Linked DNA regions of Homo sapiens: all the other regions are linked to region 4. Evidence: chromatin loops called from intact Hi-C (ENCODE). Cell type or tissue: PC-9. All regions are shown on one strand. Each heading gives the region's core, and the rest is flanking DNA. Links, peaks and the distances in the headings are about the cores only.

Region 1 (7,922 bases), core at 1,109-6,108, 61 kb after region 4:
CCCTTGGTAGGCTTCTAACATGGAAAATATATATATACATTTTATTACACAAACATTAGAGTAGGTATTTACTCATAAATTATTTCTAAAATAGCTGATTCAGATAAACTTTTAGCCAAACCTTTTGCTACATCTTTAAGCCAAGTGCTCGCAGTAAATAGTAGCTTCAGAGGTTGTCTGAACCTTCAGGGACAGAGGGTATCGAGACATAGGCTGCAATCACCAAACATGGGGTACTAGCCCTTTTAAAAACGAAGACATTGAGATGACTGGGAGCAATGTAGGGTGTTATTCAAATTAGTTTATTTTGGTTGCTTTCTCTCTCAGATCCATTTTTTTTTGCCAGTATATACTGACTGCCTTTCATTCGACAAGAACCATGCTGGTCACTTATCTGCTGTGGAAATGTGAAAACATCAAAGTATTTGTTCCTGAGCCATACTAGGGATAAATAAAGTAATGACACTAATAAATAAAATGCTGCTTAGGGTTCAGATCTGCTGTGGTAAGGCACATGGAACCGTGGGCCCAGCCATCTGATACTCACTTATTTTGGTGTTTTGTTTTCTACATATTTCAAGAAACAGAAAAATGCATTATATTAATACATTCATGTCCTCCACAGTTCTGAAGGGCCACAGTGGTGTCATAAAATTAAGTATTCCTTTAAAAGAATAGTAAAATAACATCTGGCTAATAGACATGGTTGGCTTCAGCCTTCCACTGTTTGTAAATAGTGTATGATCTTTGCGATATGAGATAAATTCATTTTTAAAATATTAACTTCAGAAGGAAATTGTCACATGTGTTCCTTTGTTCTCATTATGTTAACGTTTATGGAGAATTTGGCCCCGTATTCACGTGGAAAATAAATAAAAAGAAATACAGATTAACTATTAAATGAGATTAAGCCTTCTGAATTGTGAGCTTCTCATATTTTTCCTTTGATTTTTATTTGTTTGAGTTTTGTTTAATTTTTAGTGGAGGTTGTTGTTTATTTTAGAAAAAAACAGCTATTGTTTCCCATTCTTTAAAATTTCAAAAGGCCAATAGCAAATTATAGTTTATCAGATGAAATAACATGGGGATATTTGACAAAAATCAGTGGATCTGATGACCTTTGATGAAGCCTGCAACTCTGAGATAATATAGAAAAAAATGTCTCTGGGAATAAACTCAGTAGACTGGAATTCAGAGAAATAGTGCTTAGTATTTAAGCAGATATACTTCTTTTTTTTTTTTCTTAAAGGATGTTGACAATATAGAAAGTATTTGCAAAAACAGGTACTTTTTAGGGTGAAATGATAAATTAAGGGTTTCAGAAATTCATCATCCTACATTTTCCCTGGAATCAACAGACAGAAATGGTCTATTTTCTTTCATTAAAATTGATTTGATTTTAATTTTGACAGTCATTGGATGTTATCTATCATCTATACTTTTGACAGTGAAGCAAGATAATGAGTCCTCTGAATAGGAGTTTTCTATGATTGGGGTAGTTGTCATTACTAGAAGGTTTTGTGTGAATAATAGATGCCAAACCTGGCTTGACTCCTCATTTCCAGTCCTTTTTACTTCTTTTGTATCAAATTGTTAATAACTAGCTTCATCTTTTGTCACCAAAAAAGAATGGCTTTTTTGTTTGCCCACAGAACTGTATTACTCAGTGCTGAGCAATGAGTTATCACAAGATGATAATCCAACCCTCTGGAAACAGGTCTGTGAATCCACAGGCACTTCCACAAATAACAGACTGCAGGCTTTTGAGCAGACACTTTTATACCCCTTTTGAAAGCTGTTTATTAAATCTGGAAAGAAACTGCTTGACTGAAAGAGAAAGCTACACCAAATAGGACTACTTCCCTGACTATAGAAACATTTTCTTCTTCCTCAGGGGGAAAAGTCCATAAGAAATTTGAGTAACTTTAATGCATTTTAGACAATCTATGCATATATGTGTTGTTTCCCCACCCCCAAGTCTTCTTTAGTATTAATAAAAGGATTTAAGGAGCAATGGTCTAGGATGTTTTTAAAAAACAGAACTAATTAATGACAGATACTTTGTATTCCAGTTCAATGTTCCCATAAGGAAATTACTTACAAGAAAAATCACATTTACTGGAGAATCATTTTTCAAGTTTTCTTCGTCACTTGGAGTGTCTACAGTATGTACCTGTATCAGTCAGGGAACCACTGTGAGCCACGGGACCAGGGGTTTATTACAGGAATGAGAGCTTTTCCAGTGTAGAAGGAGCTGGGGGAGTGGGGGAAGGCAGGAGTGGGGGCATCAGAAGAGTCAGTGGTCAGGAAGTCTGAGGTGGATGGGAAGGGGAGGCCATGCAGGGCCTTGGGGAGCGTGCCTCTGTGTGGCAGCTGCTTCTGTGAGTTTGCTGCCAAACATTTGCTGGCGGGCCCCAGGCTGCCGTTGGTCAACAGTGTCCACTGGGACAGAGGAACTGGACACAGAATAGAGAAGAGTGAAGATGAGCTGGGAACACCAGCATCTACTTCTCACCACTTCATTCAGAGTGTACTGGCCGCTGCCTCACTTCTGCTCCATATCCTCTTTGGAGTCTACTTGAAACTAGAATTATACAGGGAAGGGGATTCAAGTCTATGTGGTGTTATCTTCCTCAAGTTGACCCACCACAAACTCCAGCAGAACTTAACTGAGACAACGGAGACATCCTATAGAAAAGGGTTATTTCTACTCTGTATTAGTAACTCCTCCCTGCAAAAAATGCCTTGGAAAGATTTGTCTTGGGAAGAAATAATGGTAAGTAAGGTTTTAGATATTTTCAACAGTCTTTAAATAGCTTCTTAACAGAAACCGTGTAGCTCACAATATTATACATATTTACTTTTTTGACAAATGGTACTCAAAGTATTAAAGGAGCCACGGGAAGATCTTCCACTTCAACCTCTAAAGGTTCTCAATTGACAAAAGGCATATTAATAGGAGCAAAGGCATAGAAATTTACTTGGTCATAGTTTTACATGCCATGAGTGCCTTCAAAATGAATACCCAAAGGTACAGAGGAAACTGTCCATTTATATGCTTAGGTTCAATAAAGTATGAACTGCCATGTAGAACTGTGATTGGACAACAAGGGTGTCATCTAATACCAATAGACTGAGTGGGAAAATGCAGCAAGTCCTGTCTGTCTAGATTCTTCTTGGCCTCTCTAAGCAGCATTCCTTCCTTCTGGGTATGGGGCATAACCCTCTCTAGAATGAGAGTCTTATGACCTACAGTCAAATAAGGTAAGTCAGATTAATTTATTTACCGTCAGTTTTTACACAGAAAGATAAAGGAAAAGTTAGAACAACATTTTTAGGTTATGTGGCCGGCTTTGGGAAAAAGGGGTTCTAGATTCTATGACCTGACTTGGGGAAGAGGGATTCTAGTTTCTATTGCTAGCCTCAGGGGAGAATGAGAGGTCAGAGACAGGAGGGCAGGAGGTCAGAGAGAGCTGCTTCTGCAGCCTTCATTTTGGGGCATTGCTCTCCAAGGCCATCCAGTATCAAAAACTGTAGTGAAGTAAATACTTTAGCACAGCGGTCCCCAGCCCCTGGTCCACAGACCAGTACCAGTTTTGTAGCCTGTTAGGAACCAGGCTGCATAGCAGGAGGTGAGTGGCAGGCAAGTGAGCAAAACTTCATCTGTATTTACAGTCACTCCCCATCACTCTCATTACTGCCTGAGCTCCACCTTCTGTCAGATCAGCAGTGGCATTAGATTCTCATAGGAGCATAAACCTTATTTTGAACTGTGCACAGGAGGGATCGATGTTGTGCACTCCTTATGAGAATCTAATGCCTGATGATCTGTCACTGTCTCCCATCACCCCCAGATGAGACTTTCTAGTTGCAGCAACACAAGCTCAGGGATCCCAAGGTTTCTACATTATGGTGAGTTGTATAATTATTTCATTATATTTTACAATGTAATAATAATAGAACTAAAGTGCAAAATAAATGTAATGCACTTGGATCATCCTGAAACCATTCCTCCTCTATACCCCCTCTGATAGGTTTGGCTGTGTCCTCACTCAAATCTCAACTTGAATTGTATCTCCCAGAATTCCCACATGTTGTGAAAGGACCCAGGGGGAGGTAATTGAATCATGGGGGCCAGTTTTTCCCATGCTATTCTTGTGATAGTGAGTAAGTCTCACGAGATCTGATGGGTTTATCAGGGGTTTCTGCTTTTGCATTTTCCTCACTTTTTCTCTTGCTGCTGCCATGTAAGAAGTGCCTTTCAACTCCTGCTATGATTCTGAGGTCTTCCCAGCCACGTGGAACTGTAAGTCCAATTAAACCCCTTTCTCTCTCTCTCTCTCTCTTTTTTTTTTTTTTTTTTTTTTAAGATGGAGTCTTGCTCTGTCACCCAGGCTGGAGTGCAGTGGTGCAATCCTGGCTCACTGCAAGCTCCGCCTCCCAGGTTCACACCATTCTCCTGCCTCAGCCTCCTGAGTAGCTGAGACTACAGGCACCAGGCCTGGCTAATTTTTTGTATTTTTTAGTAGAGATGGGGTTTCACTGTGTTATCCAGGATGGTCTCGATCTCCTGACCTCATGATTCGCCCACCCCGACCTCCCAAAGTGCTGAAATTACGGACGTGAGCCACCGTGCCCAGCCAATTAAACCTTTTTTTCTTCCCAGTTTTGGGTATATCTTTATCAGTAGTGTGAAAATGGACAAATACAGTAAATTGGTACTAATACAGTGGGGTGTTGCTGAAAAGATACCTGAAAATGTGGAAGTAGCTTTGGAACTGGGTATCAAGCAGAGGTTGGTACAGTTTGAAGGGCTCAGAAGAAGACAGGAAAATGTGGGAGAGCTTGAAACTTCCTAGAGACTTGTTGAATGGCTTTGACAAAAATGCTGATAGTGATACTAAGAATAAGGTCCAGGCTGAGGTGGTCCCAGATGGAGATGAGGAATTGGTTGGGAACTGGAGCAACGGTGATTCTTGTTATGTTTTAGCAAAGAGACTGGCTGCATTTTGCCCCTTCCCTAGAGATTTGTGGAACTTTGAACTTGAGAGAGATGATTTAGGGTATCTGGTGGAAGAAATTTCTAAGCAGCAAAGCATTCAAAAGGTGACTTGGGCGCTGTTAAAAGCATTCCATTTTAAAAGGGAAACAGAACATAAAAGTTCAGAAAATTTGCAGTCTGACAATTCAGTAGAAAAGAAAAACCCATTTTTTTGAGGAGAAATTTAAGCTGGCTGCAGAAATTTGCATAAGTAACAAGGATCCTAATGTTAATCCTCAAGACAATGGGGAAAATGTCTCCAGGGCATGTCATAGGTCTCATGGCAGCCTCTCCCATCACAGACCTGGAAGTCTAGGAGGAAAAAATGGTTTCATGGGCTGGGCCCAGGGTCCTCATGCTGTGCGCAGCCTAGGGACTTGGTGCCCTGCATCCCAGCTACTCTAGCCATTGCTAAAAGGGGCCAAGGAACAGCTTGGCCCATGGTTTCAGAGGGTGCAAGCCTCAAATCTTGGCAACTTCCACATGGTATTGAGCCTTCAGGTATGCAGAAATCAAGAATTGAGGTTTGGGAACTTCCACCTAGATTTCAGAAGATGTATGGAAACACCAGGATGCCCAGGCAAAAGTGTGCTGCAGGGGCTGGGCCCTCATGGAGAACCTCTGCTAGGGCAGTGCAGAAGGGAAATGTGGGTCCACAGCCCCCACACAGAGTCCCTAATGGGACAGCACCTAATGGAAGCCATGAGAAGAGGGCCACCGTCCTACAGACCCCAGAATGGGAGATCCACTGATGGCTTGCACAGTGCACCTGGAAAAGCCACAGACACTCAATGCCAGCCCGTGGAAGAAACCGGGAGGGAGGCTGTACCCTGCAAAGCCACAGAGGTGGAGCCGCTCAAGACCATGGGAACCCACCTTCTTGCATCGGCGTGACCTGGATGTGAGACCTGGAGTCAAAGGAGATCATTTTGGAGCATTACAATTTGACTGCCCTGCTGGATTTGGGACTTGCATGGGCCCTTTAACCCCTTCGTTTTGGCCAATTTCTCCCATTTGGAGTGGCTGTATTTAGCCAATACCTGGACCCTCACTGTGTTTAGGAAGTAACTAACTTGCTTTTGATTTTACAGGCTCATAGGCAAAAGGGACTTGGCTTGTCTCAGATGAGACTTTGGACTGTGGACTTTTGGGTTCATGCTGAAATGAGTTAAGACTTTGGGGGACTGTTGGGAAGGCATGATTGGTTTTGAAATGTGAGGACATGAGATCTGGAGGGGCCAGAGGCATAATGATATGATTTGGCTGTGTCTCCACCAAAATCTCAATTTGAATTATATCTCCCAGAATTCCCATGTGTTGTGGGAGGACCCGGGGGAGGTAATTGAATCATGGGGGCCAGTTTTTCCCATGCTATTCTCATGATAGTGAATTAGTCTCACGAGATCTGATGGTTTTATCAGGAGTTTCTGCTTTTGCATCTTCCTCATTTTTTTTTCTCATGTCATGTAAGAAGTGCCTTTCACCTCCTGCCATGATTCTGAGGCCTCCTCAGTCATGTGGAACTGTAAGTCCAATTAATAAACCTCTTTTTCTTCCCAGTTTCAGTTATCTCTTTATCAGCAGTGTGAAAATAGGCTAACACACCCATCCACCCTGGTTCATAGAATTGTCTTTCACAAAACCAATCTCTGTGCCAAAAAGGTTGAGGACTGCTGCTTTAGGGTCAAATTTCATGTGAATGGTTCTGAGAAGCCTGTATTATATATCCAGGAACATGTCTTCCTGCTTAGGATTAGTTTCCTACCATGACCTATCATACGAAGAAACATGATTTCTCACGGGTGGGCATGTCTCGTTCATACTACCATTTTCACGAGCCACCAGTTTTTGAATGATGAGTGAAGAAGATATTTAGGCAATCTGTGAACTCGAAACTTTTTCTAAGTCCTAACTTATTGAATAAGAAAACAAGGAAGAAGTGCTAGTTGACTGTATTTTTCATCTATATTAAACTACTTTTACAATGTAAGTATGTGTATTAGTCTGCTTTCATACTGCTATAAAGAACTGCTGGAGTGTGGGTAATTTATAAAGGAAGGAGGTTTAATTGACTCACAGTTCAGCATGGCTGGGGAGGCCTCAGGAAACTTATAATCATGGCAGAAGGCGAAGGGGAAGCAAGGTACCTTCTTCACAAGGCGTCAGGAAGGAGAAGTGCCCAGCAAATGGAGAAGAGTCCCTTATAAAACCATCAGATCTCGTGAGAGTTCACTATGATGAGAACAGCATGGGGGAAACTACCCCCATGATTCAATTATCTCCACCTGGTCTCTCCCTTGACTCATGGGGATTATGGGGATTATGAGAATTACAGTTCAAGATGAGATTTGGGTGGAGATACAAAGCCTAACCATATCAATATGCAAGTAAGTCAAAATTTCCCATATTTTAGGAAAACTAGTTTTTGCGAAAGTATTATGTTATTTCCAAACCATTCCAAGCAATAGGACTTGGCCATATTTGTTTTTCTTGCCAGAGATTGAGCACAGGAATGCCAGCCATCATCACTTGGCTAGACCATGGGTTCCCAAACTTACTCCATTCACAGCATCTTTAATGTCTTAGCTCTTTTTCAAAGTGCATCTAGCTAAAGCAAAACAAAACAAAAACAAAAACACCCTAAACCTAATAGTTCCATTTATTAATTGAGTTTAGGTCCAAGCCTGCTTATTAAGTTGATTTATGTCCAAGAAAAGTCGTGGTAATAATAGCTCATGTGGTATTTGACAAATGTCACTATGTTTTCCTCTAAAATGTAGTCCATCCTGCAGTGCCCATATGAATCACCGCAGCACCAGGGCGCCCTCAGCGCACAGTTTGGGAACTGCAGGGCTGGACTAAAAACAAAGCCTGAATCAAA
Region 2 (7,922 bases), core at 1,579-6,578, 120 kb after region 4:
AAAAAACTATTTTAAAATTCATATGGAGTCAAAAAAGAGCCTAAATAGCCAAGGTAATCTTAAACAAAAAGAACAAAGCTGGAAGCATCATGCTACCCAAATTCAAACAATACCACAGGGCTACAGTAACCAAAGCAGCATGATGCTGGTATAAAAGCAGACACATAGACCAATGAAACAGAATAGAGAACCAGAAATAAGGCTGCACACCTGCAACTGTTTAATCTTCAACAAACCTGACAAAAACAAGCAATGGGGAAAGGATTCCCTAATCAGTAAATGGTGTTAGGATAACTGATTAGCCATATGCAAAAGATTGAAACTTAACCCCTTCCCTTCCCCATATAAAAAAAATTAACTCAAGATGGATTAAAGACTTAAATGTAGAACCTAAAACTATAAAAACCCTGGAAGATAGCCTAGGCAATACCATTCTGGACACAGTAACAGGCAAAGATTTCATGATGAAGGTACCAAAAGCAATTGTAACAAAAGCAAAAATTGATAAATGGGATCTAATTAAACTAAAAAGCTTCTGCACAGCAAGGGAAACTATCAACAGGATGAACAGACAACATATATAATGGGAGAAAATTTTTGCAGTTTCTAATATCCAGCATCTATAAGGAACTTAAACAAATGTGCAAGAAGAAAAGAACCCCAATGAAAAGTGAGCAAAGGAAATGAACAGACACTTCTTAAAAGAAGACATACATGTGGCCAACATGCATATGAAAAACAGCTTCTATATCACTGATCATTAGAGAGATGCAAATCAAAACCGCAATCAGATACCATCTCACACCAGTCAGAATGGCTATTATTAAAAAGTCAAAAAATAGCAGATGCTAGCAACATTGTGGAGAAAAAGGAATGCTTATACACTGTAGGTGGGAGCGTAAATTAGTTCAATCATTGTGGAAGACAGTGTGGCAATTCCTCAAAAACCTAAAAACAGAAATATCACTCAACTTAGCAATCCCATTACTGGTATATACCCAAATGAATATGAATCCTTCTGTTATAAAGATACATGCCAGCATATGTTCATTGCAGTGCTATTTACAATAGCAAAGACATGGAATCAACATAAATGCCCATCAATGATAGACTGGATAAAGAAAATGTGGTACATATACACCATGAAATACTATGCAGCCATAAAAAGTACAAGATCATGTCCTTGGCAGAAACATGAATGGAGCTAGAGACCATTATTCTTAGCAAACTAACACAGGAACAGAAAACCAAATAACACATGTTCTCACTCATAAGTGGGAGCTAAATGAGAACACATGGACACATAGAGGGGAACAACACACACTGGGGCTGATCAGAGGATGAAGGGTGGGAGGAGAGAGAGGAAAAATAACTGATGGGTACTAGGCTTAATACCTTGGTGACAAAATAACCTGTGCAAGGAACCCCCATGACACAATTTTCCCTATATAACAAACCTGCACAAGTACCCCTAAATTTAAAATAAAATTATGAAAAAAGACATATGAACATATTTTACTGGATTCTTATAATATACCTCTTTGAGATAGGTAGGTTAGATACAATTATCACCATTTAGAAAATGAAGATACAAGCTCAGACATGAGGATTTTTTGTTTAGCCTACTAATCAGGATAAGTTTTAGAAACTGCTCTGGTACCAAGCTAGATATTTTATTTTGAGTTCTAATTTTTTGTTTTGTTTTGTGTTTTTTTTTTCTGCCTTGTGATCATGAAAAAAAGACACATAATTATTTCAGCTTAGGCTAATACAGTAATTGTACATTTTTTTCCAAGAAAGTCTACACCTATTTTAATATCCTGATTGTTCCTTCATATAGTATTCTATCAACCTCCCTCAGATTTCCATTTCAGTTATCTTCTGGGAGAAAGACAGAAAAAGAGACAGAGAGATAGAGAGGCTGGTGAGAGAGAGGGGGAGGGAGACAGAGAGAGACAGAGACAGAGAGACAGTTGGTTTTCATATATTTCTGGAGTATGTTTCTTATGTATGTAAGATAGGCCTATTCACTTGTGCAGGGATGAAGTACTTTATTTAAAATAAAATAAAAAAAAACTTTGCCCATCCTCTTGCATGAGGACAAGCTTTGTGTAATGTCTTAACCACTATAGGTTGCTTATACCTGTGAAATTTGCATATTGGTATAGGTCTTCATTTCCTGTACACTTTAACAAAAATTGGCATAGATTAGTCAGTGCCATTTGGTGTCTTTATTCTACCTTGTTAGAATTAAGCTGGAGGGGGGAGTAAACAGTAATTTGTTGGGGTAGAGTTGTTGGTAGCACTAACATTAATATGAGGCCTTCTCTTTCAGTTCTAATCAAGTCATTTTGGACCTCTTACTTCTGAGAAAACTGCTTCTGTATATGAGTTGAATCATCTTTCTAAGGTCATTCATAGGTCACCTGTTGCTCACAAAGAAGAAATGCACTGTATGAAACAGCTAAGGTGATTCACCTGGGCATATGCTAAGCACAAATCAACAGAGGAAGAGGCCAGATTCCTGTAAGAATTGGGTTTCTAATTTCTTTTCAGTATATAAACATAGGTAGTTATTATATTGTTTCAGACTTTTCTTTACAACAAATTGTCTTCTTGATTTTCAGAGTATTTAAGAATCTTAAAATAGAAGAAAGAAAACTAGAATTTAAATATTTTAATAAACAACCATGTCTAGGTAGGGCACAGTGGCTCATTCCTGTAATCCTAGCACTTTGAGAGGCCAAGATGGGCAGATCACTTGAGGTCAGGAGTTTGAAACCAGCCTGGCCAACAGAGCAAAACCCCATCTTTACTAAAATACAAAAAAATTAGCCAGGCGTGGTGATGCACACATGTAGTCCCAGCTACTCAGGAGGCTGGGGCAGGAAAATCACTTGAACCCAGGAGGTGGAGATTGCAGTGAGCTGAGATCGTGCCACTGCACTCCAGCCTGGGTGACAGAGTGAGACTCTGTATCCAATAAATAAATAAACAAATAAACAAACAAACAACCATCTCTAAAACTTCTTTTTATGATAACAGGTTGTGGCAGATTAAAGACAGGCAGGTGTTCTTAGGAACTCCTTTCATGAAAAGGTGAACCCTATTACTCCTCCTTTGCATTTTGGTAGGCCCTATAACTGCTTAGTGGATAGAATATGATGGCAATGATGTTCTGTCAGTTTTCAAGTCCAGGCCTGAAGACACTGGTAGTTATCCATGGTAGTGGGAATTCTAAGTTGTCCTCCAAAATTTTACCTCATAGAGTGCATGCCTCATTCTGTAGACTTCTCTTGATTTGGGATGAGACCTATGACTATGACATATGTCACTTCAGGAATTATGCTACCTTATATGGCAATGGCCAAGGCATTTCTGGATGTAATTAAGATCTCTAGTAAGTTGGCTTTGAATTAATGAAAGGGACTTTATCTTGATTAGGTTAGAACTAGTCAGGTGGTCCTTTTAAAGAGGGCTAGGTCTTTGCAACAAATAGTGCTGGAACAACTGGATATCCAAAGAATGAAGTTGGACCCCTTCCTCACACCATACACAGAGATAAACACAAAGTGGATTTTAGACCTAAATGCAATGGCTAAAACTATAAAACGCTTAGGAAACATACAGTAAACATCATGAACTTGGGGCAGGCAATAATTTCTTAGATACAACATCAAAAGCAAAGTAGCAAAAGACCAAAAAAGATAAATTGTACTTCACCAAAATTAAAATTGTAATGATTCTAAGGATATAATCTAGAAAGTGAAAAGTCAACCAATTAAATTGGGAAAATATTTGCAAATCATATATCTAGCAAGAAATGTATTCATAATATATTTTTAAAAAACCTGTGGAAACTCAGGAATTGAAATAACAATAACTCAATTTTAAAAATGAATAAAGGATTTGAATAGATATTTTCCCAAAGAAGGTATACAAGTGGCTAATAAGCACATAAAAAGATACCTTCAAATCATTAGTCATTAGGGACATGCACATCAAAACCACAATGAGATACTACACACCCAATAGGATGGTTGTAGTAATAAAAAAAAACAGATAATAACAAGTGTTGAAAAGGTTGAGGAGTAATAGAAATCTTCATACATTGCTGGTGAGAATGGAAAATCGTGTGGCTGCTTTGGAAAGTAGTTTAGCAGTCCCTCAAATTGTTCAACATAGAGTTATCATATAATCTAGCAATTTCACTTCTAGGTATAAAACCAAGTGAAATACAAGCATATGTGCACACAAAAACTTCTGCATGAATGTTTATAGTAGCATTATTCACAATAATCCCCAAATAAAAATAATCTAAATGTCTATCAACATTGATAGATAAATAAAATGTGGTATATCCATAAAAATATTACTCAGCTATAAAAGAGTATAAAGTACAAATACATGATACAACATTATATCTTGAAAACATTTGCTAAGTCACAAAAGACTTAGTGACTCATGATTATGAATCAGTCACTAAGTCTTTTGTGAATGTGAATGATTCCACTAATATAACTAAACAGGAAAAAATTTATAGAGATAAAAACGATTACTGGTTGCCTAGGGCTAGGGGCAGTGGTGGAATTGAAAGTAACTGCTTGGCCAAGTGCGGTGGCTTATGTCTGTAATCCCAGCACTTTGGGAGGCCGAAACAGGCAGATCACCTGAGGTCAGGATATCAAGACCAGCCTGGCCAGTATGGTGAAACCTGGTCTCTACTAAAAATACAAAAATTAGCTAGCTGGACACAGTGGTGTGTGCCTGTAGTCTCAGGTACTCGGGAGGCTGAGGCTGGAGAATCACTTGAATGCAGGAGGCAGAGGTTACAGTGAGTCGGGACCATGCCACTGCACTCCAGACTGGGTGACAGAGCGAGACACCATCTCAAAAAAAAAAAAAAGTAACTTCTAATGGGCACAGGGTTTCTTTCTGGGATGACAAAAGCATCCTAAAGTTAGAAAGCAATGATGGTTGCACAATTCTGCTAAAAACTATTGAATTTCATACCTTAAATGAGCAAGTTATATTTCAATAAAGCTGTCCTTTTATTTATTTATTTATTTATTTTTACTTTTTAGACAGAGTCTCGTTCTGTCACCAGGCTGGAGTGCAGTGGCGTGGTCTCAGCTCACTGCAATCTCCGCCTCCTGGGTTCAAGTGATTCTCCTGCCTCAGCCTCCCAAGTAGCTGGGACTACAAGTGCCCACCAACATGCCTGGCTAATTTTTGTATTTTTAGTAGCGATGGGGTTTCACCATGCTGGCCAGGATGGTCTCGATCTCTTGACCTCGTGATCTGCCCACCTTGGCCTCCCAAAGTGCTGGGATTACAGGCATGAGCCATCGTGGCTGGCCAGCTGTTCTTTTTTTTTTAAACAAAGAGAAAAGCTTATGTCTTTCCTGAGCTCAGAGACATTCCCCTGTTTGTCTCAAAGAAAGCAGTTGCCTTGAGTTCTATAACTGCCAGAAATGAATTCTGCCAACAACCCAAGTGAGCTTGAAAAAGAATCTTAAGACTCCGTTGAGATCGTAACCATGGTTGACACCTTGATCAGGCCTTGTGAGATCCTGAGCAGAAGATCCAGCTAAACCATGCCCAGGCTTTTGACCTACAGAAACTGTGAGATAATAAATGGGCATTGTTTTATGCCACCAAGTTTGTGGTAATTTGTTACATGGTAATGGAAAACTAGTACATTTCTTCTTTTAGTGTCTTGGAACACTTGCTTTTGAAACTCAGCTGCCATGATGTGAGAAGCCCAAGTCACATGGACAAGCTACCTAAGCTCGCAGCTAAGAGCCAGCATCGTCTGCCAGCCATGAGAGTGAGCCACTGTGGCCACTCAGTCCAACTTTGACTGCAGGTGCCTTAGAGACCCCAAGCAAGAACCACTAAGCTGTGCTCAGCTAATTCACAGAAATATGAGAGATAATAAATTTAAGTTTTAGGGTGGTTAGTTATATGACTATAGATAACATGCTTAGATAAAGTAGATAAAATAGATAACATAGATAAAAATGCTTATTTTATTCATTAAAAAGGGTCTTTTAAATTCTCTTAGTCTTATAAGTGAAACACTGCTTTCAGTTTTCTTCATTTTGCTCCTGGAATCCTTCTGACTGTATTGAAGGTTGACAGGTGACTTCTCTTAGGACGAGCTGAAAGACATGGCTAATTTTTGTGCATCTTCAATTAAAAATTAAACACTTAGTAGAGTGAAGTTGTTGTAATTGCTGCTGTATTTAAGAAAAACAATAATAAGGGCCACACTGAGAATGTTACAATTAATTAAAGAATGCATTGTCATTATTACGTAAGTATAGATAGAGATTTGTGTTTAGAAAGAAAAAAAATCCAATGCAGATACATTGAATCCAAATTAAAAATGTATAATAAATATCGTAAAAAGACCACTCATAACCGTGATGTTATATGAAGAAATGGCCATAATAAATAAATTCCTTATGCTGTTATACTTTAGATTGACTAGCATTTCCATACTAAAGAAAACTATTCGGTGGTAACATTTTTGGTGCTTGTACCTACTTGTATTATTCACTGTGGCTAAAGCCAATTTGTTCACAAATATGATAATTATCTAATTCTGGATAGGAAAACTCTTCTTATCTCTGGAATAAAGTTTCTAATTGCAGCAAAAATAATTTTCAAATATTTTTGGGCAAAAAGTCAGTGCATGAGCTTCAAATATACTTTGTTCTGTTAAAATTGGAATCGAGAGTTTGAGAGCTACAGCCTCATAAGGAAGTAATCGCATTAGTCACCCTCCTGGCACTACATGGGTATTAATCTTTTCCTTTCATCAGCCTCTCTGGCTCTTGCACAATTTTACAAGGTCCCCCACAAAGCCCAATTAATATTGTTTCTCTCTTTAAAACTCATGAATGTGCAATTAATAATAAATGATCTTGGGAGAATAAAAGAAGCAAGTTCGGAATTTCTAAATCATCTTGACAGGCAGCTGTATTCCATAGGCTATTTCAAGGAGTAACTACCTACCTGTTATGTCCTTATTATAGCCAAACTGGCTTGAATAGTTATTACCCAGAATAAGTGGTTGTCTTACAAATAAACTTTATGAATATATTTGGGACTTAAAAAATCATCTTGAATGTTTGATAATCTTTTCATTTGATGTGTATTAAAAGTCATTTAATTAAAGGGCCATCTTTGAACATACAAAGGATGTTCTAGCCCCACATCCCTTCACATCACCCTGTTTAATTCTGGTATTTTCTCCATTATTTTCTTTCTTTTTAATGAGTCACTCTTTCTTTTTAGAGCAAAAGTCCTGTGTAAGCAATGACCTTGTTCATCATGGTCCTGTGGACTCTCCGGCACCTATAACAGTGCCTGGCCAACAGTGGAAGCTCAGTAACTGTTACCTGAGGGAGCCACTGTCTAGCTTGCCGTTCAATAATAATAAAAACAATAAAAAATGTTCAGTTGGTCTTCATTAGTGGCAATCTAACATGGTTAACATCAAATGCAAAATCTAACTAGATAGTTCCTCTAGTTGAGGGAATGTATTTGGTTGGCCCCTCTAAGCCACATGAGATTTGGTTAGGATCATTGATTTCCTTTGCTGAAGTCAACTGGTCAGCAGAGTTGCAGCAGATTACAAACCAAAGTTCCAGGTTGACCTATCCATTGAATTCAAATAAAGTACCCCATCAAGACCACAAGCTGGGAGAGTATTCTCAGGTATCAAAATTCGGGCATGTAAAATGTTACTTTCTTTAGTATCTTTAAGACTGAACTCAGTTTCTGTCTTGAACCCAATCTTTTACAACTGTTACTAAATTTTATTCCACTTTGAAGTGGGAATTGGAGGAGGAGGAACCACATATAAAAACTTCCTGTGGCTGGGGGTGATGGCTCACGCCTGTAATCCCAGC
Region 3 (7,922 bases), core at 1,343-6,342, 270 kb before region 4:
TCTAAACCTAAAGAGGCTGTTAAAGTAGATTATTAAAGCAAAGCTAAAATCAAGTAAAATAACTGCACTGCCACACTATGGTACCATATAGGTTCATAAACCAGGTTTATCATTTCCATCCAGTCACGTGCCAAATCACTGTTCCTTCTCTCGCCAATGAGAGATATCAGGGTATGTTCACAACTAAACCATGACAGTTAATGAGGGATGGAAGACATTGAGCTTAGAGAATGTGCTATAAACCATCAAAATCCACCACCAAACACACCCAGTATTAAAAATGATCTAGTGCTAGTATAACAGTTAACACTGGGGGTAATGTTCAGGGGCAGAAATGAAGCCTACAAAATGAGCTGGTGACTGTATATTAGATTAGTGATTCTCAACACTGACTGCCCATTATAATCACCTAGGGAGGCTTTAAAAATACTGATTCTAGGGCTCCACTCCCAGAGATTCTGATTAAATTTCTGTGGGGTGGAGCTCAGGAATTCCCACTGAAAAAAAATAGTAATGCCGATGTGAGGTCAGGGTTGAAAAATGCTTCATTGGACCATGGGAGGGATGGAGGGAAGTTTTTTCCTTTTCTTACATAAATGGATGATTTAATCAGCTGGTGGCAGCCATTACAATTCATGCAAACACAAAATTTTTCTGATTCACCTCTTCACCTGATATTTTCTCATCTTCCCTAGACCAAACCTTCCCCAAAACTCCATGCTTGGACTATTAATATTATTTCCTATGGGTCTCTTCGCTTGTTTTCGTTCTTCCCTCATATTTTCACCTTGCACAACAATGACAAGTGGCTTTTCTTATATCAAAGACTCTATGTGTAAGGTATTTGTCATCTAAATTTCTCAGGTTCGGCTTCCATTCTGAGCTCTGCCATTATCTAATGAGATTGTACTGCTGCTCAGTTTCAACTACACCAAATTAAATTGGGTAACCTCTAAGGTTGTCTTACCCCACCAGTAAATCTTCAATCCCATTTTTTATAGTTTCCCTAAATATTTTTAATTGAAGTCAGACAAAATCTTCTTCACCCCTCAACTTATTTTTTGCTCCTTTCCTTCCAATGCAATTGTTATTTATGCTGTTTCTTCTGCTTTTTCATTCCCTCAGCCAATCATATGCACAATCACGTGGCTCAAGCTCATCTTCTCCACAGGTTTTAGGAACCCAGACCACTTTATATCCATTATATTCTTACTTTATGCTTTCCTTGGTACTCTGTGGTCAAGATTCTCTTTATTCAAAGTGCAGTTCAGGGTTAGCAATATCAACATCACTTGGGGGCTTGTTAAAGATGCAGAATCCCAAGCCTCTTCTGCATTTCATCCAATTGCCAGGTGACTTCATGCACATCAAGATAAACTGGCCTATACCCGTTTATTAGCACTTGCTTTGTTTTCTAGTTTCTCTCTTTCTTTCTTCCTTCCTTCCTTTTCTTTTTCTCTCTCTCTCCCCTTTTTTTTTTTGAGATGGAGTCTTGCTCTGTTGCCCAGGTGGGAGTGCAAGTGGCACCATCTCGGCTCACTGCAACCTCTGCCACCTTCAAGTGATTCCCCTGCCTCAGCCTTCTGAGTAGCTGGGACTACAGGCGTGCATCACCACACCCAGCTAATTTGTTTTTTTTTTTTTTAGTAGAGATGGGGTTTCACCATTGAGAGGTGACAGCGTGCTGGCAGTCCTCACAGCCCTTGCTCGCTCTCGTCGCCTCCTCTGCCTGGGCTCCCACTTTGGCGACACTTGAGGAGCCCTTCAGCCCACTGCTGCACTGTGGGAGCCCCTTTCTGGGCTGGACAAGGCCGGAGACGGCTCCCTCAGCTGGCAGGGAGGTGTGGAGGGAGAGGCGTGGGCGGGAACTGGGGCTGCAGGTGGTGCTTGCGAGCCAGCGCGAGTTCCAGGTGGGCGTGGGCTTGGCAGGCCCCGCACTCAGAGCAGCCCACCAGCGGTGCCGGCCCCGGGCAGTGAGGGGCTTAGCACCTGGGCCAGCAGCTGCTGTGCTCAATTTCTCGGTGGGCCTTAGCTGCCTTCCCACGGGGCAGGGCTTGGGACCTGCAGCCCGCCATGCCTGAGCCTCCCCCGACGTCCGTGGGCTCCTGTGCGGCCTGACCCTCCCTGATGAGCACTGCCCCCTGCTCCATGGTGCCCAGTCCCATCCACCACCCAACGGCTGAGGAGTGTGGGCCCACTGCGCAGGACTGGTAGGCAGCTCCACCTGCGGCCCCAGTGCGGGATCCACTGGGTGAAGCCACCTGGGCTCCTGAATCTGATGGGGACTTGGAGAATCTTTATGTCTAGCTAAGGGATTGTAAATACACCAATCAGCACTCTGTATCTAGCTCGAGGTTTGTAAACACACCAATCAGCACCCTGTGTCTAGCTCAGGGTTTGTGAGTGCATCAATGGACACTCTGTATCTAGCTACTCTGGTGGGGACTTGGAGAACCTTTGTGTGGACACTCTGTATCTAGCATCATCTAGTGGGAATGTGGAGAACCTTTGTGTCTAGCTCAGGGGTTGTAAATGCACCAATCAGCGCAAACAGACCACTCAGCTCTCTGTAAAATGGACTAATTAGCAGGATGTGGGTGGGGCCAGGTAAGAGAATAAAAGCAGGCTGCCCCAGCCAGCAGTAAAAAGCCGTTCGTGTCCGCTTAGGTGCTGTGGAAGCTTTATTCTTTCGCCCTTTGCAATAAGTCTTGCTGCTGCTTACTCTGTGGGTCCCCACTGCCTTTATGAGCTGTGTGCTACTCACCGTGAAGGTCTACAGCTTCACTCTTGAAGCCAGCGAGACCACAAACCCACCAGAAGGAATGAACAACTCCAGACAGGCCGCCTTATGAGCTGTAACACTCACGGGGAAGGTCTGTAGCTTCACTCTTGAGCCAGCGAGACCATGAACCCACCAGAAGGAAGAAACTGAACACATCAGAAGGAACAAACTCCAGACACGCCGCCTTTAAGAACTGTAACACTCACCGCGAGGGTCTGCGGCTTCATTCTTGAGGTAAGTGAGACCAAGAACCCACCAATTCCGGACACCATGTTGGTCAGGCTGGTCTCGAACTCTCCCTCGGCCCCACAGAGTGCTGGGATTCAGGCATGAGCCGCCAGGCCCTTAACTTTTATTCCAAAAAAATTTCAGTTAAAACTTCCAGTACATAGTATTTGCATAGCAGGGACCCTGAAGTGTTTGTTAAATGAATGTCACATATATCACATACTGTGATAGGAATAAAGTCATTCGTTTGAAAGGTTGATAAATACAATGATAGACTGCTAGAACTTCATGAGTCTTAAGAGAATATCTCACCAGATCTCATCTTCCAGATTTAAAAAGGGGGGCACAGACTTCAGCAGGAAGGGCTGATTTAACGACATCTACTATAATGTGAGTCTGGGCCACACTCTGGTTTTCCAGTTTCAGTAATGATGCATCACTACTCTTGAAAAACCACCAGAAACCAACAAGTAAGCACCCAAAAAGATGTTTAGGAATTCAGAAGTACTCCTTTTACTCTAGCCTTAAAATTATTTGCTCTTGCATTGTGGATTACCCATCAACAATGTCCAGTCCTTACCAGGAGTCAGGGAGAGCGTCAAATGCTGGGCATACTGAAATGACCTTAACCCAGTACTTGGCCACCTACAGGACACTGTAATGGAGAGCAAAGCAGGACAGAGGTAATGCAAAACACAAAAACACCAAAAAATTGGAAATCTTTGGAGCCATTTGCCTTCTAGAACCTTAAAGGCGCCCTATAGTCCCACACTATAGAATATTGGAAGAGCAGTCGGCTGTAAGTCTGAATCATGAGTTCCTTACACTTTTTTCTACCCAGTTCAATTTTGGGAACTTCCGAGTCCTGGTCCTTTCATTGTTTGTGATACCCAACACCCAGCACAATGCGGAGAGCACAGTAAGGTGGCAGTGAATTCATCAATACTTTCAAAGTCTATTTTATCTACAAGGACAAGTTTTATTGTATGTTTCCTTTTAAATAAGTGCCACAGTCGCAGTAAGTGAAAACATCCTGACACCACCCCAGCGGCCCCCCCAGCTCGTGGGCCTCCCCGCAGAGCGCGCGCCCGTGGGGGTAACCGGCGGAAAACTAGGGACGCGGGCACAGCCGCAGACTGGGCGTGGGGGGCACCGGAATGGCCGAGCCTGGGACGCTGGGACCTCTGGCCGCCGCGGGGCGACCAGGCGGGCGGAGACGTCTCGCGCCCTCCCGGGCCGCGCGGCTCCAGGCGCATTCCTGCACCCAGCTCCCGCGCGCCGCGCTGCGCTGCCTCCCCCGGACAGCTGATTCATTGGCTCGGCCGCCCAGACTGCCTGGCGCCGGCTGCGTGACGTCACCCATTCACGGAGCCCGCCTCCCCCGCTCCGCTGGCGCCGGCCGGGCGGTCGCCCTGACAACGCAGACGCCAGCCCGCACAATGACTTCCAGCTGGAGCAGCCCAGCCAGCCTGCGCGCTCACTCGCTTGCTTGCGCTGGGCTTCAGGGCGCCCGGGTGAGTTTTTTTCTCTCCCTCTCGTTTTTTTTTTTTTCCCAGGCTCTCGCGGGTTTCCCCTGCCAGGGAATCCACTCGCTGTAGTTTTCTAGGGCTCTGGTCCCAGTCCTTTCTGAAGCGCGCTTGCAGGCTGTCTTCCTCAGTCGCCCTCTCCCTGGGTGCTGTTTTGCTGGGCAGCATCCCATGCTAGGCTCGGCAGACATTCTGGCGGTTGGGTTCGGCCCTTACAGCGCTAACACCTGCAGAGTCGAGGCTCCTGCCAAAAGGCAGAAAGCAAAGGAGGAAAAAATTCATTGTCATAATAGCGAAAATGATAAACCTCAGCTGTTTAAGAGAAGAATGTCTGAGTAGCTGTTGATTATCTCCCATAATCACAAAACAACTTTTTTTTAAAAAGAATTTGCACTGTCTGTTAAAACGCGGTCATTGTTTTGCTTTCAAATCGAACTTCACGACAGTTAGCAACTTCAAGAACGCTTCCAAATGGATAAATCTTTCCAGAAGGTAAAACAAATCTGGGAAGTTGTAGCAGTGTAAATTGGAGAGTGTGTGAGGGTCGTATTTGGAGAGAGAGAGACACACACACAGGAGATTGGTGGTCTTGGGGCAAGGCAAATAGCTCATTCGCCCCCCCACACCTCCAGTTTCCACCCCAGACCTTTAAATCTTGAAGGTGGAGGAAAGGGAGACGTAGCTGTTGATTAGAGTTGGGTGGGAGGTAATTCTTATTCTAAATTTTCATTTTATTTATTTTTTGGTGCCAGATTTCTTGCTTCAAAACAGCTGCATTTTTGGAAGAAAGTCCACAACTGACAACTAAGCAAAACCCTCCTGGTGGATAGCATAAATCTGCTTTGTTGAAGCTGCTCATTTGTCTGATCTATGAGTCCAGAAGATGCAAACTCCCTTCCCAGCTTATGCAAAAATACTTCCAGTAAAAACAAGCCCTTTGGCCCTTTTCTTTTGTCAGTCCAGATTTCAGCATGTTCTTCGCTTTGTTATTCATCATTTTATGTATTTGGACCCATCCTCAAACAGACTTTAAACCGTTTAAAGGCAAGGAGGGACTCTTTCGTAAACCTTTAATCCCCTGGCCCAGCTGAGTAGATGCACAGTGTCTTTTGATGATGGTGATATGGAATGATTAATAACCACACAAGGCATTCGGTTGGTCAAGTCACTGTTTATTGGCTCAAAATAATCCTTGGTTTCTGTATGTCTACAGCTCACTTCCTAAACAGTTAAATCCGGAGAAGTCTAATAGATAATAGTTGGTGATCATAAATATAAATAACCAATACATTAGAATGTGTAGTCAAAATAGGAATACTTGCTTTTCACTTACTTCCCACGGGTCGCTGCTGGTGGTAGTCAACACAAATAAAAATTTGAACTCATTTTGTTATTCATCTAAAATGAGAAACTCGGTGAAACATTGATTTTCTAAAATTGCTGCATATTTAAATGTGATTATAATTGCTTTTTAGCATTTTAAAATTGTAACATCGATACCAAATGCTTAAGAATCTAAAGAATAGTCTATTGGGGCTGGCCTATTTTGTGTAAAATGGTCTGTATCATAATGGATGACTGATTATCCCATCCACATTATTTGGATTCACTTAATACTAGGTTTTAACGTTAGGAGAATAAAACCCTCAAGAAACCTAACATAGATTTGTATATTTAGTTTTCTCCTTCCTTATCATCTTCCACCAGACTTACAGGTGTTCCACCTGCTTGTAGTTTCGGTAATAATACCAGCTGGCGGTGGTTCCTAACTCTAGCTACACTTTAAAATTACCTCGTGCATTTAAAAAAAAAATGCAGTTGTTTAGGTTCTTCCCCTAGATATTTTAATTTACAAGGTTTGGGATGTGGCCTGGGCACCGATTTTTTTAACTTTTTATTTGAATGTAGACTTACAGGAAGTTGCAAAGATAGTACAGAGAGGTCTGATAGAGCCTCCACTGTTGGTTACATCCCGCATAGCTAGAGCACAATAATAAAGCCAGGACATTGACACTGAGATAAAATGTGCCTGTGATTCTGTGTCACCTTATCCCTGAAGACTCTTGTAATCATTACCACAATCAAAATACAAACTATTTCAACACCACGAAGATCTCTCTCATACAGTCCCTTTATGGTCGTCCCTTTCTTTCCCCCACACCATCCCTAACCCTTTGCAACCATCAGTCTGTTCTCCATTTCTATAATTTTGTCGTTTGGGGAATGTTTTATAAATTGGTCCTCACAGCTTGTGACCTTCTAAGATTAGCTCACCATCCCCCCCACCCCCCCACCCCACCCAACTCAGCAGAATGCCCTAGAGATTTATCCAAGTTATTGCAGGTATTTCTAGTTTGTTCCTTTCTGTTACTGAGTTCTACACTATGGGTGTAACACAGTTTGTTTAATCATTCAGCATTCACCTATCATACATTTTGGTTCCTTCTTTTTTTGGGCGGGGGGAGTGCCTATTACAAATAAAACTGTCTTGAAAAATTGCTTGCAGGTTTTTCTGTGGACCTAAATTTTCATTTCTCTGGGATAAATGTCCAGGAGTGTGATTGCTGGGTCATATGGTAAGTATGTGTTTAATTTTTAAAGAAACTGCTGAACTATTTTCCAGAAATGTGGTACTATTTTACATTCCCAGCAGCCATATATGAGAGATCCAGTTTTTCCACATCCTTACCAGTATTTTGTATTGTCACTATTTTTTTACTTTTACTGTTCCGATTAGGTGTGCAGTGATACCTCACTCTGGTCTTAATTTGCATTTTCCTAATGACTAGGGATGTTGATCATTTTCTCATGTCTTTGCCATACACATATCCTCTTCAGTGAAATCCCTCTTCGTGTCATTTTCTTATTTTCTTGATTTGTTCTGTTACTGTTGAGTTTTGAAGGTTCTTTAAATTATAGACATGAGTCCTTTATCAGTTACATCAGCAGTCCTCAACCTTTTTGGCTTCAGGGACAAGTTTCGTGGAAGACAGTTTTTTCCACGGAAGTGGGGGTGGTGGGGGAAATGGTTTCCAGATGGAACTGTTCCACTTAAGATCATCAGACATTAGATTCTCATAAGGAGCATGCAAACTAGATCCCTCGCATTCGCAGTTCACAATAGGGTTCGCTCTCCTGTGAGAATCTGATGCCCTGGCTGATCTGACAGGAGACAGAGCTCAGGTGGTGAGGCTGGCTCAGGAGGTGCTTAACTCCTGCTGTGTTGCCAGCTTCCTAACAGGCCATTGACCTGTACCAGTCTGAGGCCCAGGACTTGGGGACCCCTGAGAGATGTGGTTTGCAAATAGTTTTTCCCAGTGTTTTTGCTGTCTTTTGGATCTTTTGGGCCACATCCGGTGGCTCACGCCTGTAATCCCAGCACTTTG
Region 4 (7,922 bases), core at 1,428-6,427:
CAAAACAATTTGGTTGATAAGGCATAGATCCTGAACTAACTTGTAAGGCTTGTCTGGTTTTAGGACAGGTAAAATGGGGGAATGATAAGGAGAGTTTATAGGCTTTAAAAGGCCATGCTGTAGCAGGCGAGTGATAACAGGCTTTAATCCTTTCAAAGCATGCTGTGGGATGGATATTGGCATTGAGTGGGGTAAGGGTGATTAGGTTTTAATGAGATGGTAAGGGGTGCATGATCGGTCACCAAGGAGGGAGTAGAGGTATCTTATACTTGTGGGTTAAGGTAGGGGAATACAAGAGGAGGACGCAAAGGAGGCTTTGGATTGGGAAGAAGGGCGGCAATGAGATGTAGCTGTAGTCCAGGGATAGTCAGGGAAGCAGATAGTTTAGTTAAAGTGTCTCAGCCTAATAAGGGAACTGGGCAGGTGGGGATAACTAAAACTAGTGCTTAAAAGGTATTATCTAAGTTGGCACCAGAGTTGGGGAGTTTTAAGAGGTTTAGAAGCCTGGCCGTCAATACCCACAACAGTTATGGAGGCAAGGGAAACCGGCCCTTGAAAAGAAGGTAATGTGGAGTGGGTAGCCTCCGTATTGATTAAGAAGGGGACGGCCTTACCTTCCACTGTGAGAGTTACTTAAAGCTCGGCGTCTGTGATGGTCTGTGGGGCTTCCGAGGCAATCAGGTAGCATCAGTCTTCAGCCACTAAGCCGAGAAGATCTGGGAAGGAGTCAGTCAGAGAGCCTTGGGCCAGAGTTCCAGGGGCTCTGGGAGTGGCTGCCAGGTGAGTTGAACAGTCTGATTTCCAGTGGGGTCCTGCACAGATGGGACACGGCTTAGGAGGAATCCTGGGCTGCGGGCATTCCTTGGGGTGGTGGCCAGATTTCTGGCACTTGTAGCAAGCTCCTGGGGGAGGATGTTCTGGAGGAACACCTGGCCACTGTGGTTTAGGCGTTTGGAAGTTCTTGTGTGCTGGACATGTGGCTGGGGTTTGTCTCACAGTGGAGGCAAGGAATTGCAACTCAGAAATATGTTGCTACTTGGCTGCCTCTGCTCTATTATTGTACACCTTGAAGGCAAGGTTAATTAGGTCCTGTTGTGGGGTTTGAGGGCCGGAATTTAATTTTTGGAGTTTTATTTAATGTCGGGAGCAGATTGGGTAATAAAATGTATTTTGAGAATAAGACGGCCTTTTGACCTTTTAGGGTCTAGGGCTGTAAAGTGTCTCAGGGTTGCTGCCAAACGAGTCATGAACTGGGCTGGGTTTTTATATTTGATGAAAAAGAGCCTAAACACTATCTGCTTTGGGATAAAGAAAAAGGAGCATTAACCTTGATTAAGCCTTTAGCTCCAGCTACCTTTTTAAGAGTAAATTGCTGGGCAGGTGGGGGAGGGCTAGTCACAGAATGAAACTGTAAGCTGGACCGGATGTGAGGAAGGGAGGTGATAAAAGGATTATAGGGTGGAGGAGCGGTGGCTGAGGAAGAATTGGGACCTAGCTAGGCCTGGTGAGGAGGAGAGAGGTCAGATGGGTCTGTAGAAAAGGAAGATTAGAAAGACTCAGCGACGCTTGGGGTTGGGACTGGGGGGACAGGTGGGAGGGAAAGAAGGAAGATTTGGGACGAGTTGCATTGGGAACAGAGACTAGGGAGGGACCGTTGTGTAAAAGAATGCCTGGACGTCAGGCACCTTAGACCGTTCGCTTATTTTACGACAAGAATTATTTAGATCTTGTAGGATGGAAAAATTGAAAGTGCTGTTTTCCGGCTATTTGGAACTACTGTCGAGTTTGTATTGAGGTCAGGTGGCATTGCAGAAGAAAATAAGATGCTTAGATTTTAGGTCAGGTGAGAGTTGAAGAGGTTTTAAGTTCTTAAGAACACAGGCTAAGGGATAAGAAGGAGGAATGGAAGGTGGAAGCTTGCCCATAGTGAAGGAGGCAAGCCCAGAGAAAAGAGAGTAAAGACACGGAGAAGGGGTGGGGGGTTCTTGCCTTCCAGAAAAGCAGAGAAGGGGTCAGGGTGCAGAAATAAGGGGTTGGGGTGCAGAGATAAGAGGTTGGGGCATGGAAATAAGGGATCGGGGTGCAGAGATAAGAGGTCAGGGTGCGGAAATTTGGGATCGGGGCACAGAGATAAGAGGTCGGGGTTCCTGCCCTTCCCCCAGAAAAGCGGGACTTGCCGCTAAGGGTAAAGGACCAAGGCAGGCATCCCTGCGTGGTCTGACACCTCTGAAACCTGGGTGAATAATCAGAGAGGCGTCCCTGCAATGATTAAACACCAAGGGAAGGCTGCCTTCCTTAGTCCGTGACTGGTGCCGGAGTTTTGGGTCCATGGATAAAACGTGTCTCCTTTGTCTCTACCAGAAAATGAAAGTAATTGAAATTAAGAGAAGGGAGAGATTGAAGTGTGGCGCCAAGATTGAAAGGAGAAAGAGGTTGAGGGATAGTGAGGGAGGTTGGAGAAGAGAGTAAAAAGAGGCCGCTTACCGGATTTGAAATTGGTGAGATGTTTCTTGGGCTGGTCGGTCTGAGGACCTGAGGTCGTAGGTGGATCTTTCTTACGGAGCAAAGAGCAGGAGGACAGGGGATTGATCTCCTAAGGGTGATTCAGAAAATGCTTTTTATAGAGGCATAAACACCTAATTTGGACATTTTCAGGACACACAGCCAATGGGATAAAGTTGGATGGCATGGAAGAGACAGTACAGCAAAAAGTAATGGGTTAAGACAAAAAGTCACATGCGGGGAGAATGAGAGAGGACAGAAACGACTAGGGAACAAATAAAGGCAGAGAAAAGAAGGGATAACTAGAGTAATGTAATAAAGGAAGTCGGATTTCTAATACAACTTAATCTATGGCTACAACTACAAAGCTAGGGATATGGTACATGCAAAAATGAGCACAGAATTTTTTTTCTTAATGCACTAAGGGGGACTAAAGAAACATTTACAAAATATTTATTGGGGTTGCCCCAGCAGCGTACAGACAACCACTTTTGGCTGGGTCCTTCCCTGCCCAGACCTACTCCCCTTGGGGCGATGGAAGGAGGAGGCACTGCAGCAGCCTAGTTCTCTGTCCTTACAGTTGTTCATCTGCTTCCAGAAAATGGTGCCTGAGATGAGCAAGGTCAGCAGACAAGAAGTGAGGTCAATGTCAGGTTTCCATGCCAGCAGCGGGAACTCTGGATACAGTGGAGAGTCACAGCTGGTCAAACCCTGAACCGCTTGCTCCTTGAAATGGCCAGAGAGGCCCATCCCAGAGCCATCTCATCATCTCTCCTCAGACAGGTGAACCTCTTCTGGTGGCGACGGGGTGGGGAAGAACAGAGATCAAAGCAAAACCAAACAAAATGAAAGCATAATTGTTACATATTTTTTTTCTCTTTTTACACACATGCATTATAATTTATTATTAACTACTCTGAGTTCTTTCCTTACATTTCCCAAATTAAGGATCGGCTTTGCTGGCAGAGATCTTTTCCCCAAATAAAACTGGGCACTTTCTTAAGAGTTCCAAGTTCAAGGTTAATGTTACGGTGTGTAGCTTGGCCTTTTTGAATGCTTGATGGAGAAAGCTAATCAGTGGATCTGTTGTCTCTAGGAAACCGAGAAGGAAAACAATCAGCTCTGTTCTCTCTGGGCCGAGGGAGTGAGCTGTAATGAGGGAGCACAGGAACGCATTGGGCGCCCTCAGACCTGAACACACAGGTTAGCACCACCTGCCTGGCTGACCTGGCTCACAGGTGCGCGGTTGCCAGGTAACGCTTGGTATCTCAGGGTGCCTTCAGAAGCCCAGCAGTTGGCTTGGGGAGGTGTGGCACGGCCTGGGGCGATGGTGGGGGCAGGGCAGATGGAGTCACTATCAGGGCAGCTGGCAGCACCACTACTCCTCACCTCTGTAGCAAGTGGAAACAAGCCGGCTCGCCCTGAAGGGCCAATCTTCTTCCTCAGCTGCCTGTGTTGTGAAACGGCTCTCTGATTAGAAATGAGCTTACAGATGCAGAAGGGAGAAAATAAAACCCTTGCTGTGCGTTATATAAAGCCCCCCTCTCTCTCTCCCTCACACACACATATACGTGTGTTTTACATAAATATAAATATAAAACACACATCTGTCCTTTGTAAAGTTATATTCTAAAAATTCCTCTCAAACTTGGGCAACTTTATAGAGCATGTTATCACATATGTGAAGGGCAAAATGATGTTTGGGAAGAGCGGCTGACTGGTTGAAAACACCTGGGTTCTAGCCCTAAATTTGCAAGTTTCTTGATTCTCCAGTGTTACTGGGGAGTCACTCCATCATTTTAGATTCACATGAAATCAGCCCAAATCCCTATGTGTCCTGAAAAACCCAGAATTCCCCTCAGTCTCTTTATGAGCTCTTGAGGGCTTGATTCCCTTGCCCTCTCTCTGGCCCCCACTTCCTTCTTGCACAGATGTAATTAATTTCCATCCTTAGTTATTGCATGTCCATTGCATATGTTCTTCACACAGAGTCTGCCTTTTCCTAAACTCTGGCAAATTCATAAATCTGGAACACCTTGTTCCCAAATAATGCCAGATGTATAAGAACTCCTCCCTTAAGCTAATGCTGGTTTCTCTTTTGGTGGTAGTTGTTGTTCCTGGTCAAGTTGTGTACTCTTTTGGATCTTTCTTTCATTCTACTTGATCAAGAAAGCTTTATGTGAGTGGATAGGCACAGTGTCACTGTGTAGAGCAGAATAGGTCATACATTGTGGTGGTCCTGGACTGCAATTAATTTGCAAAGATAGGCTCAATGTGTAAGAGTCAGTGTTTTTAGAGCTGGCCTCAGTAGGTTCGTTAGGTCCACAGAAGGGTGAATATTGGAAACCAGCTGCCCTCTCCGATCCATGGCCTGTCATTACAGCTGAGTCATTCCTGTGCAGAGTACTACTTTTTCACCCTAGGATATGCATAGGTTCCTCAATCTGTCTTGGGTGAGGAAAAGATGAGTTATCTAATAAAGTTATGGGAAAGCTAAGAGCTTGAGGTTAAGCAGAGGCAGCCAAGCTGTTTTCTTCCCACCTGGAATCAGGCAGGCTAACGGGGAAATCACGCAGGCCAACCTTCCTAGCCCAAGGGCTATCATTCTGCTTTATATGTTTGAGTCATTGTGAGAAGAGAAAGATTTATAGGTGTTCTTTCAACACTTATTCAACAAATATTTATTGAACACCTACTCTTTTCTGAGCTCTGCAGTGTGTTCAGCAACCAGGGCTGCAAACAAGTCGTTCTTCCTTACTATCCTTGAACACTGCTCTTTTTAACTGCCTCTAGATCTAAGTATCAATCCATGTATTGATTGAATGCGTACATGTGTAAAGGCTCTTACAGGCTGACATTGTCAATATTTGCAAAGTCTAAGACTTGCAGACTTGGAGGCAGCTTATTTTCTGTGGGTATGTGCTTTCACGTATCTTAGAGCGCAGCCCAATTTGAGTTTATATTATACATTTTTTTTTTTGAGACAGAGTTTCACTCTTGTTACCCAAGCTGGAGTGCAATGGTGCAATCTCGGCTCACTGCAACCTCCGCCTCTCGGGTTCAAACGATTTTCCTGCCTCAGCCTCCCGAGTAGCTGGGATTACAGGCACGCACCACCACGCCCAGCTTATTTTTTGTAGTTTTAGTAGAAACAGGGTTTCACTGTGTTAGCCAGGCTGATCTTGAACTCCTGACCTCAGGTGATCTGCCCGCCTCCGCCTCCCAAAGTGCTGGGATTACAGGCGTGAGCCACCGTGCCTGGCCACAATTTTTTTTTTTAAAGTTAAAACCAAACAAGCAGAAAACCTAACTCTCACACAGACTGAGCCCAAGACTGGGGAAAGGATGCTTTAAGGTATTTTTCAGAAGCCAAGACTGGGGAAAGGATGCTTTAAGGTACTTTTCAGAAGCCAAGTCAATGTGCTGCTGCATTGTGGTACTATAGAGTCTCAGTGTTGAATATGTATTTGAATTTTTTTTTTTTTTAAGTTGGAGTTTCGCTCTTGTTGCCCAGGCTGGAGTGCAATGGTGTGATCTTGGCTCACTGCAATCTCTGCCTCCCGGGTTCAGACAGTTCTGCCTCAGCCTCTCAAGTAGCTGGGATTACAGGCACCTGCCACCATGCCCAGCTAATTTTTTGTATTTTTAGTAGAGATAGGGTTTCTCCATGTTGGCCAGGCTGGTCTTGAACTCCTGACCTCAGGTGATCTGCCTGCCTCGGCCTCCCAAAGTGCTGGGATTACAGTGAAAATAAGTTTTTTTAAAGAAAAATGTAAATACTTGTAGAGTGAAGTTAATGGTTCAGTAGATGAAATTTTTCCTATTTGATCATAACTAACTCCAGGGTCTATAATATAGAGAGAGATGCCTAGTTCATTAATGAAATGCCATATTTGGCATGGAATGAGAAAATATGGCTCTCGGTACTAGTCATCACCACTGATGTTATATCTCTAACGTGTGAATGAGGAAAATAGAACCTTTGTAAAGCCTTTGGCACCCATCCAGAGGTTCATTCAGTGCCAGAGACAAGGGCTTGGGAACAGAGCTCCTCTTTCTGATCATGCCAGCTCTCTTCAGGAGCACTGAAGTGGTACCACATGTCTTCAAGTGCAGCTCAGAGAGCTTGGTGGGTTTTCAGACAGAATTTTGCCATGCTGATTCTAGAACAGTGTTATCCAACCTTTCAAAACTCAAAACTCCTATAATGCTTTCTCATTCTGTCTTCTAGAGAAGCCAAGCCAGCCAGAAATGTGTTGTTCAGCTGTGGATGCTGTTACAAAGGCACCAGGAATATTAAATATGTTTTATCAAACTGCTTATGACCCCCTACACAAACCTTTCAGAAACTCTTATGAGATGTTTCCCTTCACTGGGGGGAGTCATAGTCCTGTGTGCCATGGACATTCCCAGTTTACTCTTGTTCTGATGTAAATATTACTGTTGTATGTTCCTTGCACTCTCACATGTGGCTCAGTTTGAATGGCAAGGTATATGGTCGCCTTATCTTTACCCTGGATCCTTCTCTCCCAACAGTTGAGAATAACTCATCCAGGGTTGTTGAATGGTGGAGGATCTTCCAAAATCAGCAGCTAGGAGGTCGAGAACCCTTCATGCCATACTAAGAAGTTTCATGCTAGGCAAAGAAGAGTGACAAGGTATTTCAACAGGTGAATGATGTGAGTAAATATTTGCTTCAAAAAAGTGTATTGTAAAAAACCATGTGAGAAGAAATGGGAACACTAGCAATGACCTTTGAAGAATTATACCTTTGTATCTGGGAAGTCTTGAGCTCAAATGAGAGAGAACTCTTACTGTGAGTGAATTGCAATTAGAGTCCTATCACCTCTACTTAAATCTCTCAAACGTAAACCATTGGAGTAACATTTCCTTGCTTCTCATCTTTCAGTAAGGCTTGTGTGTGCTATTAACAAAATACTACAGCATCCCAGAGCAGGATGCCTTTCAGTGATGAATCAATTGATTCCCCCATGCTAGTGTATAAATTGTTAACTGCTTCAGGATTCATAGGGATGAAAGATGCTTTATTTATTGTCCTTTGAGATGAAAGATGCATAATTTATGGCACTAGGATTACTATTTTATTTACTCTTGTGATGCTGAAATCACATTCTTTTCTAGTGATGGAATTGGAGAATCTCTTTTAATTTGTGGGCAAGTAGCTTATTAAAAGCTTCAGAGTTGGAGGGTTTGGCTACACAAAAGTGGGTGTTGTCTGAAGGAAGCAGTATGATGCTTTTGTTGCTAACACAAAGACTTTATTCTCCTGCTCACAAGCGTTAGTGAGATGTTAAACGTGTGCATGATGTAAAGATGTTGGCTCTGATACGTGTTCATGTAGGTTTAAGGTTTAGAATGACATAATTAGGTACATTCTGTAAAAGTATCTTAAAATATCG

Evidence for each region. A loop is a pair of places that touch in the nucleus more often than their neighbours do. Peaks named below come from ENCODE experiments on the same cell type or tissue, not always from the same donor. Only the 100,000 strongest peaks of a DNase experiment are listed, where the experiment ranks them.
Region 1: a loop joins it to region 4, with 7 times the contacts of the local background. A loop is called at or near these places in 3 of 110 quality-filtered maps.
Region 2: a loop joins it to region 4, with 9 times the contacts of the local background. A loop is called at or near these places in 3 of 110 quality-filtered maps.
Region 3: a loop joins it to region 4, with 9 times the contacts of the local background. A loop is called at or near these places in 2 of 110 quality-filtered maps.

Annotation. Positions count from the first base shown.
Region 1 is chr6:19,472,982-19,480,903 of GRCh38, reverse strand. No RefSeq gene overlaps it. Among named protein-coding and RNA genes, the nearest start is that of LNC-LBCS, 330 kb to the left of the region's middle. In PC-9, for the core only: no CTCF peak of the experiment used is centred there; DNase peaks (open chromatin) are centred at 1,673 and 3,133; H3K27ac peaks cover 1,123 bases.
Region 2 is chr6:19,412,426-19,420,347 of GRCh38, reverse strand. No RefSeq gene overlaps it. Among named protein-coding and RNA genes, the nearest start is that of LNC-LBCS, 390 kb to the left of the region's middle. In PC-9, for the core only: no CTCF peak of the experiment used is centred there; DNase peaks (open chromatin) are centred at 2,467 and 4,527; H3K4me3 peaks cover 830 bases; H3K27ac peaks cover 4,180 bases.
Region 3 is chr6:19,801,277-19,809,198 of GRCh38, reverse strand. LNC-LBCS (lncRNA bladder and prostate cancer suppressor, hnRNPK interacting) reads left to right here and starts at 4,440. Exons shown (of 4, transcript NR_134651.1): 1 at 4,440-4,524; 2 at 7,043-7,112. LOC105374963 (a long non-coding RNA gene) reads right to left here and starts at 1,277. Exons shown (of 5, transcript XR_007059488.1): 1 at 1,214-1,277; 2 at 1-16. RefSeq lists a silencer at 4,472-4,521. In PC-9, for the core only: no CTCF peak of the experiment used is centred there; a DNase peak (open chromatin) is centred at 4,388; H3K4me3 peaks cover 1,884 bases.
Region 4 is chr6:19,534,146-19,542,067 of GRCh38, reverse strand. No RefSeq gene overlaps it. Among named protein-coding and RNA genes, the nearest start is that of LNC-LBCS, 270 kb to the left of the region's middle. In PC-9, for the core only: no CTCF peak of the experiment used is centred there; DNase peaks (open chromatin) are centred at 3,747 and 5,057.